Linked DNA regions of Homo sapiens: region 1 is linked to region 2. Evidence: chromatin loops called from intact Hi-C (ENCODE). Cell type or tissue: CD4-positive, alpha-beta T cell. All regions are shown on one strand. Each heading gives the region's core, and the rest is flanking DNA. Links, peaks and the distances in the headings are about the cores only. Region 1 overlaps SUCLG2-DT (SUCLG2 divergent transcript). Region 2 overlaps SUCLG2-DT (SUCLG2 divergent transcript).

Region 1 (2,919 bases), core at 96-2,595, 74 kb after region 2:
ACTGAGAAAGTCCCAGGGCAGCATTTTTACAGCTACCTTGCAGGGCCCAGACTGCAAGAATGTTAGAGAATCCATGCTGTGCTAGAAATAATATGGAACACGATACAAGTTAGTAATTGAGGTGGTCAGGAAAACAGGTAGGAATGTAGTTTAGAGCTACAGTTTCAAAACTTTTTTTTTAAATAGCAGAACCTTTTTTCTAACAGTCTCAAATGCTTCTCCTCCTATTCCAGATAAAACACTAATATGAGCTAATATGGTTGGTTGTAAATGAGAGGCAATATAATCTATCCTGACCCCACATTCCCTTGATCCACCCTGGAAGTTATTTGCAGCTCAGAAGGATAGACCCAGCCTCAAGCACCTGAATCTCTTGGCCCTAAGGCTTTATCTAGGTACAGTGGCATGAAATGGCCCATAAGGGAGGCAGGCTGGAGATGAAGAAGGAGTTCAGAGCAGGTGTGAATGCCCCTAGGAGCATCCTTCAACCAAAAAGGCATGAGAGTTGGTGAATAAACATGATCAGTTCCGTGCTCCTCAATGAAACAATTATACAGTGTTTTCCATAAGTCTCTCGAAGGTTTCCAAAAAAACAAACAAACAAACAAACAGAAACCTCAAGTGCCTACAGCATATCAATGTAGTCTTTTACTAGTATTCACCTTCTCCATCTCACCTCCTCAATCCCTCTCCTGCTGTCTAGGATCACCTCTTAAATAATCTCTTTGTATCCAAATCCTTGTTTTAACAACTGCTGTGGGAGAAACCCACTTTAGAAAATGGAATGATGATGCAGAGACTGTACATCAGAATTAGATAGCCCATGTTGACCAGTATGATAGCCACTAGCCATGTGTGGCTATTCAAACTTAAGTATAAATTAAATAAAATCAAATGAAATTAAAAATTGATTTCTTCAGTTGCACCAGCCATACTTCAAATGTTCAATAGCCACATAGCATGATAATGTACAGCACAGATATAGAACATTTTCCTCATTGCAGGAAGTTCTATTGGACAATTCTGGCCTAGAATCAATTCCAGATTGGTTGGAATTGGCCTTCTCCTATTCTTTACATCAGGCCACTTACTCTCTGCTTTAAGACTCAGTTTGTACGTCTGCAAAATAAGTCGGTAGTGAGGATTAAGATAATTTCTGTAAAGCATTTAGAAAGCACCTAAGTGTTCAATAAAAGCAGGGAGAAGGAGAGAGTGAGATGGAGTTCTATGGTGTCCAAGGACTCTGAGGAACTGTACATAAAAACCACTAGTGTAGTGCATCACACAGGGCAGGTTATTTCCCTTCATGGGCCTCCACTTCCTTTCTCACTGGGGACTACTGGCAGATTTCCAGACACTCATGAATCTTTGCATCTTCTTATTAGGGAGATTTTTGCACCAGCTTCATCTTTATTTATTTACCCATCCAGTCAATAGCAGTTGGGCACCTCCTGTCTTCCAGGCACTGTACTGTGGGCAGAATAATAACACTGCAAGAACACGGTCCCTGTCATTGCAGATTTTAAAATCCTGAAGGATGAAGCAGACAAGTAGCAAATGCAGTAACAAACCTCTAATAACCACTGAGATACCCCTAGCTCCCGCTTCAGGGAAGCTTCCTGAAGGGGGTGACTGAAACTCAAAGGATGAGAGAAACTCATGCTGGTGAACAACAGGGAAGGGTGTTTCAGATAGAGGGAAGAGCATAGAGGCATCTTTTGGAGCCTCAGTCCATACTTCTTGCTGGCATGTAGTAAATTAGGTTTTAGAGGGGCTGGGGAAAGTTTGAAGAGGATGGTAGAAGTAGGGGAAGAAAGGGAAGAGAAAATGTGAAAGGTGGGAATGGGATAGCTGCTGATATTCCCTCTAGCTATGCCAAAGTGCTACCTTTGATGCACTGCAACCTCTGCCTCCTGGATTCAAGTGATTCTCCTGCCCCTGCCTCCCAAGTAGCTGGGATTACAGGTGCCTGCCACCATGCCTGGCTAATTTTTGTATTTTCAGTAGAGACGGGATTTCACCATGTTGGCCAGGCAGGTCTTGAACTCCTGACCTCAAGTGATCTGCCAGTGACGGCCTCCCAAAGTGCTGGGATTACAGGCTTGAGCCACCGCGCCCGGCTGATGTTGGTGTTTCTCCAACCATGAAGCATGAACCACCTACAACAAAGACAGTGGAGTAGGGGCATTATTTATAAGAATGCAGATCCTCAAGCCCCAAGACAGACCTACTGAATCAGAACTTCTGGAGAGGATGGCCCAAAGGAATTCTGTTACACACCTAAGCTAAGAACCATGGCCTGTGGCTGGGCACAGTGGCTCTTGCCTGTAATCCCATAGCTTTGGGAGGCTGAGGAGGGAGAATAGCTTGAGTCCAGGAGTTTAAGACCAGCCTGGGCAACATAGTGAGCCCATCTGTATAAAAATATATATTTTTTAATTAGCCGGGTGTGGTGGCACATATATATAGTCCCAGCTACTCTGGAAGCTGAGGTGGGAGGATTGCATGAGCCCAAGAATTCAAAGCTGCAGTGAGCTATGATCATGCCACTGCACTCCAGCCTGGGTGACAGAGCAAGACTCAATCTCAAAAAATAAAAAAGAGAAGAAGAAAAAGAACCACTGCTGTGGCTGCTCACTTTATAATGAGGCAGGACATTTGTAAAAGAATGTTCCTTTAATTTTTACTTTACTGTTTAAAAGAAGCTATCTTAATAATATTGAAGGTGCTGAACTCCGCAGGTTCCAATTGCAATAAGAATTTAGGTTTTGTTTCTAACTTCTTTTCCACAGTCAATCTAATGCTACTTTTCTCTTTCGGTTCAAGAACCTCCACAGTCCTTTGTGTAAATGTTCTTTCCTCAGCTTTTACCATCTTCTTCATCCAGCTCCAAACTTCCTGCCAAAAGAATGTCATCAC
Region 2 (2,919 bases), core at 328-2,827:
TCTTTCCTCATAACCTCTCTAGCATGGTGGCTTCAAGGTGAAATAAATTTTCATCAGAAAATAGCCAAGGTTGTCTGTATATTATCTATGGCTGCTACATGCTACAATAGCAGAGCTATGGAGTTGTGACAGAGGCCATGTGGGTATGGCCTGTGAAGCTGAAAATATTTACAATGTGAGCATTTGCAGAAAAAATGCGCTGACCGCTGACCTGTGCTCAAATGTCAGACAGTGTAATTTCTGCTGCATTCTATTTATTAGAAGTAAATCACGGAGGCCAGTTGATATTCAAGGGGAGAATTTGTAGGTATATTCTAAACCAGGGGTCCCTAACCCCCAGGCCATGGACCAGTACCAATCCGTGGCCTGTTAGGAGCTGGGCCACACAGCAGGAGGCAAGTGAGCATTACCGCCTGAGCTCTACCTCCTGTCAGATCAGCAGGGCATTAGATTCTCATACGAGCATGAACCCTATTGTGAACTGCACATGCAAGGGATCTAGGTTGCACATTTCTTATAATAATCTAATATTTGATGATCTGAGATGGAACAGTTTCATTCCAAAACCATCCCCCACCCCCAGCCCATCTGTGGAAAAAGTGCTTTCCATGGAACCGGTGCCTGGTGCCCAAAAGGCTGGGGAGTACTGTTATAAACCACCACAGAGGTGGAGTCACCTAATATATGTGCACTGAGAGGAAAAGGAGAGTGCTGTTGGCTACAGAAGGTACAAAGATGTTGAAAAGACCAAAACAGGAAAACCACTTCAGGTGAGATAGTGTGTTTTTAGTTCTCCGAGCAGGTTAACTGAGTTAAGTTACAGATGGTGCATTTCTTCTCCAAGCAAGCTATTACCATTTTCCATACCAGGAAAGTAACAGCGGAACTTGCTCCCCTCCAAAATTATCCCTATTGCTCAGGGGCACTTATGTTAAAGTCATTATGACAACTTTTACAATGCTCTAATTGAGCTGCTTGGGCACAGAAGAATTGCTTCTTGCTAAAGGAAAATAGCTGGGAGAATTACAAAAATGGCATACCAGAAAAAATGCGACATATTCCTGGGCTTTTGAAATGTCAGACTTCTGGGCACCAATTTATCTGACTTACATTACAGGGCTACAAATAGTCAGCAACTCTTATTTGGCCATTTTTCACAATAAAAATACATTTCTAAGTGCTATTTTAGCTCAATAATGATTGTACAGATCTACTTATTTTTCATTTATATGTGTGTATGTTTGGAGGAGGGGGTGGTTCCCTAAGTATTACCTTGCCCTTGGCAATGTTTGGCAACAAAGGAGAATGTACTATATTAATCAGATTGGACCACTTGCTTAGTGGAAGATTGTGATCTGGATTTTAACAAAATACAAAGCATTAAAAACCTACATGGAAAATTAAGCAGTCACTGAGTTCTTCCTACAGGAATATGTCACTGACATCATCTCTTCAGCTCCAGCATAATGGAGGAGGCTGAAGGCCATTATTATAATCAGGAAGAGATTCACTGTGATTGTATGACTCCCAGAGAGGCAGCTGAAATGTGGGTTGGAAATGCTGAGGAGAGGGGTGGGAGTAGGATGCAACCAATCCAGGAGAATAGCAGGCTCCTTTTGACTGGCCATACTTCTCACGTTAGTAGATGCATAGCATCTTAAGAGAGAAATACTGCCCAGCAAGGACATTATGAAACACAGGCTAGATGTTGATGGAAATGATTTTTTCACCTATATTTCAAGTGCTGGAGTGGAGAGGAGATTACTTTTAAGGGGCAGGGAGGGGGCCTTTACTCTGCAAGCTCATCACCTAATCGGAGAGTTGGGCACATGCACAACTTATTATAATGCAAGGCATCATGTAAAGAGGACCCATCACAGAGTAGGAATTTAACAAATACAAATGGGTGAGAGCTAACATTTAGTTAGGGTTTGTACATAACAGACAATATAATAAATGATTTACATACATTCAACCCTCACTGTCAATTTATTAATTACATAATATTATTATACTTATTTGAGATGCAAGGAAATTAAGGCTTCATGATCAAGTAACTTGATCAAGGTTACTCAGTTTGGTTTTGGAATCTGACTTTTGAACTAAGAAAATCTGGTTCCAGAGCTTGCCCTCTTAATTACTATGTATGACAGCCAATGAATAGGTGGGTGGATGGATGAAAGGATCAAAGGATGGATGGATAGATGGATGGAAAGAGAGATGATATAACCAAAATGTTGTGAAAATGTAGGGGAAGGAGTAAATAAATCTGACTAGCTATTAGATAAGGTTAAACAGAAACGGTTACATTTGACCTGAGTCTTGGCTAAGACAGATGTGTCCAAGCGGAGGAGCTGGAGATGGACTTCCCAAGCTGGCAGCAGAGTCTGAGCAAAGACACCTGATACCCAAGTCTCCATTAATCTAAAGGGTCCAGTCCTGCAGGACTGGACACAGGGCAACCAGGGCAGTATCCCAGAGAAGAGGCTCTGAGTAATAAAACACAGTGAAGGGATATCATGTTGACAAGGATAGGCTTTCTTCTGTAGGCAGTAGAAAGCCTTCAAAGATTTTTTTAAAATGGTAGATAGCATTTATTGAAGACTTAATTTATGCTAGCTACAAAGTGTTAAAATCCTCACAAGAACATTATTGAGCCAGGTGCTACGAATCACTTGCCCAAGGTCATATGATCCTGAACTGTTTGAATCATAATTTGAACCCAGGTAGCCATCCAGAGTGACAGAGCTAAACAGAGCAAGAGAACAGCATGATTTATTTGTGTTTAAAGAGCTAGTCATAGCAGCAGTGTGGATAAGGATAAAACTAAAGGTAAAGAAACTGATTAGAAGGCTATTTATGTTCAGACAAAAGAGGTTGAGGAAATGAGCTAAGGCAGCATTCTCAACTTTGATGCTA

Evidence for each region. Peaks named below come from ENCODE experiments on the same cell type or tissue, not always from the same donor. Only the 100,000 strongest peaks of a DNase experiment are listed, where the experiment ranks them.
Region 1: it touches region 2 in a loop (2.1-fold over the local background); 5 of 110 quality-filtered maps call a loop at or near these places.

What each region holds. Positions count from the first base shown.
Region 1 is chr3:67,661,320-67,664,238 of GRCh38, reverse strand. The region is part of intron 1 of SUCLG2-DT (SUCLG2 divergent transcript); the gene reads right to left. Among named protein-coding and RNA genes, the nearest start is that of SUCLG2-DT, 8.1 kb to the right of the region's middle. In CD4-positive, alpha-beta T cell, for the core only: no CTCF peak of the experiment used is centred there; a DNase peak (open chromatin) is centred at 1,318.
Region 2 is chr3:67,735,908-67,738,826 of GRCh38, reverse strand. All of the region lies in intron 3 of SUCLG2-DT (SUCLG2 divergent transcript), which reads right to left. Among named protein-coding and RNA genes, the nearest start is that of SUCLG2-DT, 83 kb to the right of the region's middle. In CD4-positive, alpha-beta T cell, for the core only: no CTCF peak of the experiment used is centred there; no DNase peak of the experiment used is centred there; H3K4me3 peaks cover 523 bases; H3K27ac peaks cover 1,639 bases.